Regions from separate parts of the Homo sapiens genome. Here region 1 is linked to region 2. Evidence: chromatin loops called from intact Hi-C (ENCODE). Cell type or tissue: prostate gland. All regions are shown on one strand. Region 1 overlaps FOCAD (focadhesin). Region 2 has its middle 17 kb from the start of IFNB1.

Region 1 (5,000 bases), 110 kb after region 2:
TGGTTTTCAAACCTTAGGATACACCAGAATCACCTGGAGAGACAATTAAAACATAGACTCCTGGGCTCCGTCTGCAGAGTTTCTGATTCAGTAGGCCTAGATGGGGGCTCAAGAACTCACATTTCTAATCATTTCCAAGGCGATGCTGATGCTACTTATGCAAAGACCACATTCTGAGAACCACTGCCATATGATGCAGAAATTCAAGGATCTGATTGAATAGGCAAACCTGCCATAAAGTAAAATAAATGACACGAAGTCCACCAGCTATAAGGGAGCTCACAGTTCTCTAGACCATTGGTATTAGTTGGTATGCAAAACTGCCATTCAAATACAAGTGTGTCATTTGGCATGTACTTGTACTAAGAAATGATTCATTATTGATCTGCAACTCAAATTTAACAAAATATCTTGCATTTTGTTTGCTAAATCTGGCAACTTTACTGATATGCTACTTTTTGCTCATTCATCGTTTGACTTGGGCATGGGTGTGGGAAATAAATTATCCTGTGTCAGGGCTAATAGTGCTTGCTTTTCAATCAACCACCTTCTTCATTCCTAAGGATAGGATCAGGTGAAGGACAAAGTGGGAGAAATCGGGTTAAAAAGTTATTCATCCATCTATCCATCCATACAACATTTGTTAAGCACCAACCACATTAGTAGGCTGAACAAGAGGCTCAACAATGTAAATGAAATATAGTTTCCTGAAATTAACCAATAACAAAAATGAAGCAAAACTTGCTTCAGCCAAACACTGAAATCAATTATTCAATCGTAATTTCTGGCTCAATAATGAAAAAAGGTATAGAAAGATATGTTATTACCTTAGTAACCTGGGCGATCCGATTGGCATCATCATCTGTCATTTCTAAGAGGCATTTTGCTATGCTGATATACAGCTCTAGATCCTTTCTCTGATAAAGAAAAATCCCAAACATGTCAACAAACAGTGTAAAATAACAGGTCAAAATGTTCTGACAAATTATTAGATTTTCTTATCCCCATGAACAGCAGCTGATGAGATTTTAATTTTAACCAAACCAAAACATTTGGCCAATTTTTATCATTTTGAAGACATCTTTCCTGTTACTTTGTGTTTTTTTGTTTTGTTTTGTTTTGGCTATACATTTTTCTCCTTATCAAAATTCCTTCATCCCAAATAAATTTCTAACCTCTTTGTAAAATTACAATTCAGAGGTCTTTTGGGGGAGGGAAGGGCGATGCTAAATTGTTTTATATAAACAGTATATGGGAACTCATGCCCACGGATTCTCCAGGTGTAAAGCGTAAGGACTTCTGAGCCTTCTCGTCTTCTACAAGAGGCATTTGGTAAAAACGCCTAATAGCAAATTTCCTGGTGCAGCACTGGTTAAACTGCTTCTAAGCTTGCTCAAAACTTTGGTTCTAAATATTCAACCTCAATTTAGATCTTGGAAACAAATACACTCCTAGTAAAGAATGTGGTTATTTCTTGCTAGCCTTCCCACCCACATTCTTAAAACATACACCTCCCCACTTTGCCAAGAAGCCTTTAAAATATCCCAAACATAAATTGTCAGGAATGTAAATATTTTTGTTCCTCACCCGAATCTTATTTGGCAGGAGGTCAAAAATTTTCCCAGTAGCTTCAGAGAGCAGACTCCAGAGGTGGTGGGCAGGGCTGGGCAGTTTCATGGCCTGGCTCAGACCGTGTAAAGCACTTGGGCATAGCTCAGGACTTCCAAGTGGGGAAGCTGCTTTAAAAACTGCCACCATTAAATTTTCAACAAAACCCAGGATCTGTTCATCAGAGATGTGTTTTATCCACAGAGGTGCAGATATCAGGAGATATCTCTTGGTATTCAGCTGGAAGTAAAACAGAAGGGGTTGAATGTAAATAGGCAAGTCTGGGTTTGCAATGTTCAAAACCTGTACATCATCACTGTGTTTGAGGGTAGACTGAGAGATAAAAGGTTCAGGTTACTTCCTTCCCCCTTCATTTTCCCACAGCTTCACGGTCCAATGGGCCACCAATGCATGTAATTTTGGCTTCTGCAGTTACTTCTGATCCAGGGTGAATCATGTGTTTATATGGGATCTGCCAACCCATCTGTGAACTACTCAGCTTAAACCTTGGATGTTTTCAAGGTTTCAGTGACGGGAATAAAATGCTACTTCTGAAAGTACATGACAGTTACTTTTCAGTTTTAAAAGGTCACATTCTCTGGCAAGAAAAGCTCTGGAAGATGAAAGGCTCAACTGCTGAAAATCAACTAAACAGAGCATCTGATACTATTAATTTCTTCTTCTGAGAAAAAATAAGGAAGTAATAAGGAGAAGTGACATGCTGGGACCATTTATGACCAAAGTAAAACCACCAGCTGAGCACGTAGAACTGACCAGGCACCTTAGAGTTCATGAGAGCCAAGAAAGGGCATGTTAGTAACAGCTCTGTTATATGACAGACTTCAACCAAGTGGGCTTCAAAAATTCTTAGGAACATAAACATGCTACTAAAGGGGCAGCAAGTCTAAAATAAGTGATCTAAAAATAAAATCTGGCAAAATAAGTGATCTAAAAAGTAAAATCTGGCAAAAACTTTTTTGTGTGCTATTTTTGTTTTTTCAAGATAGCACACAAAAATAGGGGAGGGACAGAGGAACAATGTTTTCTGCAAATTTCTAAAAAGATCAGTGTAGTTGCATGAGTTTTCTCAAGACCTCATTTTAAAGAATATGCCATCTCAGATCATTCTATATTTAAGAAAATGAACTCACAAACTTAATTTATTAACCAAGATAACAATAAAGATAAATAATCAAAGACAAATGCACAGAGTAGCACAGATCTAAAAGATAAATGAAAGGATAAGTAAAATTTAGGAAAATTTCGAAGGCCAACCCAACAGGCTGGAAATAGGTCTGATTCAAAAGTAAGAAGGAGTGAATAGAACAGGGCTTTGAACTCAGATAGATAGAGCTCTCTCTTTTATTAGCTAGGCAAACTTTGCTTGACCTCCATTTGCCTCAGTTTATAATTCTGTTAAAATGGAAATAATAAAATGTATCTCTCAGACATGAAACAAGACAGACATAAAAAAATTCATATTGTATAATTCCATTCTAAAGAATTTCAAAAATTTATATGAAATTTATATATAATTTATATAAAATTATATAAATAAAGGTTATTTTAGAAAGGCAATACTACAAATAGAAAGCAGATTGGTGGTGGCTTGGGTCTGAAGCTGGGAGTGGGGAATGACTACAAGCAAGCACAATGGAACTTGTCAGGTGATGGAAATATTCTTGGTGATGATTGAAAAACCTGTAAAGGTACTCAAATTCATCACATTTTACACTTTAAAACAGCCATATTTTAGGCTATATAGATTATAACTCAACAAAGCTACTTTTAAAACTGTCCCGTCAGGCTGTAGAGAAATTAAGTCTGATTTCTGTAAGTACTCACTGAGTGCTTGCAGGTACCAGGTGCACAGCAAGGGCTCAGTAAGTGGCAGGCAGCTGGGAGCCACTTGGAGCAGACAGGTGGAATGAAGTTAATACCTGACAGAAAGATGCAGACCTTGATAACATCCACTTTCAATTAAAGACAGTGAGGAGGAGTAGGAAAGGTTTAAAAAAACAAAAACAGGCCCAGCGTGGTGGCTCACACCTGTAATCCCAGCACTTTGGGAGACTGAGGTGGGCAGATCACTTGAGGTCAGGAGTTCGAAACCAGCCTTGCCAACTTGGTGAAACCCCATCTCTACTAAAAATACAAAAATTAGATGGGCACGGTGGTGCACACCTATAGTCCCAGCTACTTGAGAGGCTGAGGCATGAAAATCACTTGAACCCAGGAGGCGGAGGTTGCAGTGAGTCGAGATTCTGCCACTGCACTCCAGCCTGGGCTATGGAGCGAGAAACTGTCTCAAAAACAACAACAAAAAAACAGAAACAAGGCTGAATAGGGACAAAGGCCAAGAGACTGAGGAAATGATAAGAGGGCTTTGCACTATTCTCAAACAATTAAAGCCTCCTAGGACAGAAGAATAGTCCAGATTATGGAGACAATTAAAAGATGACAGCATTTAACTTACATCAACTGGTAAACCTCTAAAGAATCATGGAATATGTTTTTCTGTTCTAGTTTGAAACCTAATCAAAATTATACATCTTTACTAACTTTACATCTTTAAACTCTCTTGCCCTATTCTTCCTATCTGCCCTTGGCCTATACGTGAAAGGTGCTAGCCCCCTCTATCAAAAACACCAGACTCGGTCATTGCTTTCTCAACGCTTTGCTCAAGCTAAACAGCCTAGTAGAGATCTTTCATGCTCTCCACTTACACTCTCCCACCTACATCCCCTGGTCCCCTTGATGTGATACCTAACCAAATCATGGCCCACCTTAATTGCTGCCTCCTCTGGGAAAGGGGAAGGATAATACATGGATAAGTCCGGTACATATGGATTTCCTTTCTCTTAATATGTACTGAAATAATTACATATACTATATAATCAAATAAACATAAGTTCAAATAATTCCACCACTTTCTAGCTATATGATCTTGAGAAAGGAACTTTAATATCTCTGATCATCATTTTCCACTTTTGGTAATAAATGGTAGCTAAAGCATGAACGGTAATGGCTATGGCAGGGTTCTGAACTATATAATTTTCCAATATGCAGGCCAGCTACTATCAAACCCTCGATTTTTGTGAAGATCTCATCTGTCTCCTCTTGACTTTGAGAACACACACCCAAATGAATGTTAATATCCTCCTAAAGAACAATATCCTCCTGTTGGCCAACACCCTTAGTTACTACATACACTCAGACTGTGGATCAGTGGTGGTGTCACCCACAAGCCCAATAGTGCAGCTGCATTCTGGGATGACTGTGCCTGGGTCACCATAATTTCAAGGCACAGTTGCTGGATCTCTTCACCTGAAAGTCAAGAAAGGAAAAGAATTGAATATATAGTTACTTTCCTGACTCATTTTCAGGCTTTA
Region 2 (5,000 bases):
AGCCATAGGCTCAGAACAGGGCGTAAAATGGAGAGACATCCACAAGTAACTAGCATTTTAGAACTGATGGAAGGATGCAAATGACATTGAAAATTTTGGAAAAGGGGAGAAAGGACAGAGATGTGCAAGTCATTTGAAAGCAAGAGCTAAAGCAAAGAGTTGGCAGAATTGCACATTTTCTAAAAATAAGAAATAAGTGAAAAATGAGAGCTAGGAATAAGACCAAGTTTTCTTCCCTCCAGGGGTCCAGAGTGAGAGATGGGAAAGGCCAACCAGGCCTTGAATGTTCCTACTAGAACTCAAGGAGCAAAATGCTATTTTGGGATGTCATAACGGGGAAAGGAAACAGACCTCTCGTTGCCCAGTTCCCTTATCTGTAAAATTAAGATAACCACAGTCCTACCTCATAAAACTGTGGTGAGGATTAATTGTTTAATTTATATAACATGCTCAGAATGATGCCTGGCACTTAAATAAGGCTGCTTACATGTGAGCTCTCCTATTTGAAACTGATTAGAGGATTATTCCCTAATGTTCTAGGTCTGCAGGAAGGTGAGGTAATTTCAAAAGAACTAGCCAGGAACTTTTTAATGCCAGCTCAACTACTCACAAGGGAGAGGCAGAAAGAGCCATTCACTTGGTGACTGAGCCAATCATTTCGCAGCAAATATCCCAGGATGTAGACAGAAGCACTGCTACCTGGCACACACACCAGCTGTCTACAATGGCACACTTTACCTCTTGGTTCTCTCTACCTTTCGAGGAGCTAAATGTTTTCACTAAAATAACAGAGGCATCTTCCAGGCAGCCAGAAGAATCTTCTGCTTTGTGAAGATAAGCAGCACTTGCCTCAGGCAAGCACCAGGGCAAAGGGGAATACCCGCTCCATTCTTCAATTCCAATTCGACAATTCACATTTAGTTTCCTTTTCACTTGTTGCATCACCCTCATTGTTATTTTTGCACCACCTGGTTCATCGTACAGCCCCTGATGATGAAATAAAAATGTAATTGGTTGTAAGTTTTAATGATGTACAGGGTTTTGGTTTCACTTTGTAGAAGCACCAGAAACTGCTTCCAAGATAGGAAGCACCCACAGAAAAACCAAAAATAGACATGTCCACGTGTTTGTGAAGGGAATGGAGCTGGTGCTTATTCAGCAGCTGCTGTAAGTGTGTTGTCTGTGTATTCTCTTCTTAACCCTAGGCCTGGCTGCATTTACCCCTGAGTATGGTTGTGAGGATTAAATAACATACAGCTCAGAGAAATGCCTGGTATCCAAAGGGAAAAGTAAACCCAGGCTGGAGGGTGACTGAAGACTGTATTGGATAGGGCCAATGTGGAGCTTCTAGCAGAGGGAGTCCAGGTAGCACCTGGTAAGAAATGTTGGGTGGGCAGCTGTAGGGGCCAGGGGAAAATTAGCCCTTTGACCTCTGAAGCTTCACTGAAAAATCATCTGACAAAAGGCAGATTAATAGGCAAAAAGCCATACAAATTAATTGTATAGTAGTTTCATGTGACATGGGAGCCTTCAGAATGAAAGCCCAAAGATACCATTTTTATGCTTAGGTTAATGAAGAATTGGACAGCTATGTAGAAAAATGACTGGACAAAAAGGGCATGATCTAATGCTAATAGACTGAGTGAGGAAGCCTAGCAAGGCCTGTCTGTCTAGATTCTTCTGGGTTTGTTTGTGCAACATTCCTTACTCTGGGAATGGGGCAGGGCCCTCTCTGAATGGAGTTATATTCTACCATCAGATAAGGCAGGTCACATAATTTCCTTATGGTCAGCTTTTACACAGAAAGGCAAGGAGGAGGTTGAAGTAATATGTTTAGGTTTTATGGCTGGCTTTGGGGAAGGGAATTCTGGTTTCTATGGCCTGCCTTGGGAAGAGGGATTCTAGAGAGATTCTAGAGAATAAGGGGCCACAGAGAGAAGGGCAGGAGAAAGTCAGAGAAAGTTTTGCTTCTGAGGCTGCTTCTGTGGCCGTCATTTTGGGGGATTGTTTCCTGAGCCTCAGCACAGCCCTTGTGCGTCCCTGGGCCATCAATCCATTGATGAGACCATTCCAACTGTGGCTGGCGGTGAAGACTGTAGGACCCTCTGGTTGTGTTTGCATAAGGCAGAAGTTGTCATTAGTGTGGGAAAAAAAAGTAGTGCCTTTTCTCACCTATTGCTAGGTTCATGGTTAATACCCCTATAATAAAAGAAGATTAACAAGAGAAAACCATAACTAATTTTTTAAACTAATTTTCATGGGAGACAAGAGGCTTTAGAAATGAAGATCCAAAGACCCAGAGAAACTGTCTATTTTTATGCTTAGGTTTAATGAAAAATGGACAGTCATGTAAAAGCATATTGGACACAAAGGGGATATGAAGTATTGTTAATAAACTGAGGGGGGACTTAGGAAGGCCTGCTGTTCAGATTATTCTTGGTGTCCCTGTGTCTTTATTCCTTTCCTCCAGAAGCAGGGAAGGACACCTGTCACATGGGGGTCTTACGACATACTTTCAGGGGAGATAGGACAGATAATTATCTTATGACCAGCTTTCACAAAGAAAGGTGAGACAAAGTCAGTGAATGACCTTCTTGATTCTGCAGTTTTCTCAATGTCCAAGGTGCCGTTATTTTAATATCATGTCAGGAATCCCGACATTAACAAGACAGGCAGAGCCCCCGTGAAGTGGCCTAGTCTCTCCTGGATTCTTAGGTGACAGAACGGAAACTAACGAATGGATCTAGTCAAAGGCCTTTGACTATGACAAGACATCCAGGATGTGGGAAAGGGAAAAGGAACAGAGAAATGTCTGAAACCAGTGGCACATAGATCTCAGCGGCATGCTCTGCCTCTTCACACGAGGTCGGAGGTCTGAAGGTGGATTCCCTACCCAACTAGCTGTTGGCTTGCGGTTATAAAGCCCAGCATGGAAAGAAGCAGCTTCAGGAACTGAATGAGGGTGAGAGGGAAACAGCAGGTTGAAGAGAGAAAAACAATTCTTCTTTTTCCTTCCCCTGAACTTAGGCTTTTCCTTTGTAATTCCCAAGTTTCACAGGAACTTTCTTGGTCACTGAGCAAAATTTTCCAATGTAATTAAGACTTTGGTGAGATTACCCTTCATTTTATTATTGTGGAGGGTACTGTTTTTGAACGAAGCTCTTCTGCCTTTTGCGTCCTCATTACCTCCCTTCCCCATGCTTTTCCAATGGACTTTTCTCCAAATGCAATCTGAAGCTACACCACAGTCACTACCCATGGTCAGGAAAATTCCACATTTGTTTTCCTGTGATTTAGAGAAGACAACCAATAAAACTAGAGATTAATACTATTATATGCCAAATTAACCACCTAAATAGGCTCTTGTAAATCTTATCAACATCAGCAGTTCTCAACTGTTTCGGTTTCAGAAGCCATCGACACTTAAAAATTGTGGACACATCCAAAAAGATTGTGCTCATGTGTTTCTATTTATTGATATTTGTCATATTAGTATTATAATTCAGGAAGTTTTAAATGTTCACTTAAAATAACAGAAAGACACATATACCTGAAATGTAATGAAAATTGGTCCCATTAAAAATTAGAACAGGTAATGAAAAAATAACTTTCTCTTCAAAATATAACAATAATAAAGCATAAAATACATTGGAATAAACTCAGAAACAATGCACAATACATATATCAAGCCAACAGCATAACTTTTTTGAAAGACATTTTTAGAATAGCCCAATAATATTCTAATATTCACTATTTCTATTTATGGAATGCTCAATATATATTATTAAATATCCTATAAAAATATAAATATTATTTACCAAGTACTTAATATTCATTAATACATTAATTAATAATAAATATTCATTAAATAAATGACTGTGTATTTATCAGGTGAAAGAAATAACTGCCTTGTCCTGGCCTTTATAGCATCCTGTTGCAGTCTGATTTCCCACCTTAATGATGCTTACCACCCACCATGTGCTTAAATGTCCCCTGCTCACTTACAAAAATAAAAAATGAGAGAAGTTGATTAATCTTCATTGGTGATCAAGGTTAAAAAAAAATCACTCTCAATTTAGAAATAACTATGTAGTAATATAATAGTTTTCATTGGTTTTTTGATCCTCTTAATTGAATTAAAAATTCAATTATAGCCACTTCTACATGTAAGGAGCTTGGAAATGGCCACTCTGGCCTAACAAGCTGAACAGACGTAAAATCCAAAAACTCTGTTTGGATCCATGAGAAGTGAGGACACAGAGACAATTACTACCTCCAAGATTGGAGAAACGGGCAGGCAAATCTGGAGAGTTATAGCTTAAACCAGAACAGAGATTCACCAGTGGAAACCACTAAGGGAACCAGGAAAACCTGGACTATAATTGATGAATTGGTGAAGGCTCAGTGTGGACAACTGAGAATTAAAAACTCAAGAGGACTTAGTTATAGGAGGGTCCTCATACTTTTTGCATTTTATGTCTAGGTGATTTAGCTGGTTCTCACAGGAAATATCAGAGAAAAATTCTCTAGTGCTTCCAGCAATAAAGGTGAGAATATTTGGATGCACTCCATTCCTCTTAACAAGGTCTGCAGTCAGAAAAAGCTAGTTGACTAGAATCTAATCTCCTGGAGTTTTATTAGAGCCTATTTTCAACTGACTTGAAGGAAGAAAAATACCCAACTCCAGCCAGTTCTAGCCATCCTGCTCCACCTAAAGGGGGAGGGAGGACACAGAAACACTTTCGAAGTTCACAGTCCAGAGGCACAGGCTCACTAAAAACAGAGACCTACTGGTAGGACTAGAGAACACCTCCCCTTCCTAATACCTTACTGTCACATTTTTAAAGGCCTATTTGCAGTAGTAAAATAACAAAGCATACTAAAATACAAAAAGACAGAATTTGAAGAGACAGAGCAAGCATCAGAACCAGACATGGCAGTGATGTTGGTATTATCAGACTGGGAATTTTAAACTATGATTAAGTGCTCTGACAGATAAA

Evidence for each region. Hi-C counts contacts between places; a loop is a spot of excess contacts. Peaks named below come from ENCODE experiments on the same cell type or tissue, not always from the same donor. Only the 100,000 strongest peaks of a DNase experiment are listed, where the experiment ranks them.
Region 1: a loop joins it to region 2, with 2.5 times the contacts of the local background. A loop is called at or near these places in 12 of 110 quality-filtered maps.

Annotation. Positions count from the first base shown.
Region 1 is chr9:20,978,274-20,983,273 of GRCh38, reverse strand. FOCAD (focadhesin) reads right to left here. Exons shown (of 44, transcript NM_001375567.1): 37 at 4,820-4,935; 38 at 1,588-1,848; 39 at 828-917. Among named protein-coding and RNA genes, the nearest start is that of HACD4, 51 kb to the left of the region's middle. In prostate gland, no CTCF peak of the experiment used is centred here; DNase peaks (open chromatin) are centred at 1,653 and 2,063; H3K27ac peaks cover 1,114 bases.
Region 2 is chr9:21,092,462-21,097,461 of GRCh38, reverse strand. No RefSeq gene overlaps it. Among named protein-coding and RNA genes, the nearest start is that of IFNB1, 17 kb to the right of the region's middle. RefSeq lists enhancers at 678-972, 870-1,139. In prostate gland, no CTCF peak of the experiment used is centred here; no DNase peak of the experiment used is centred here.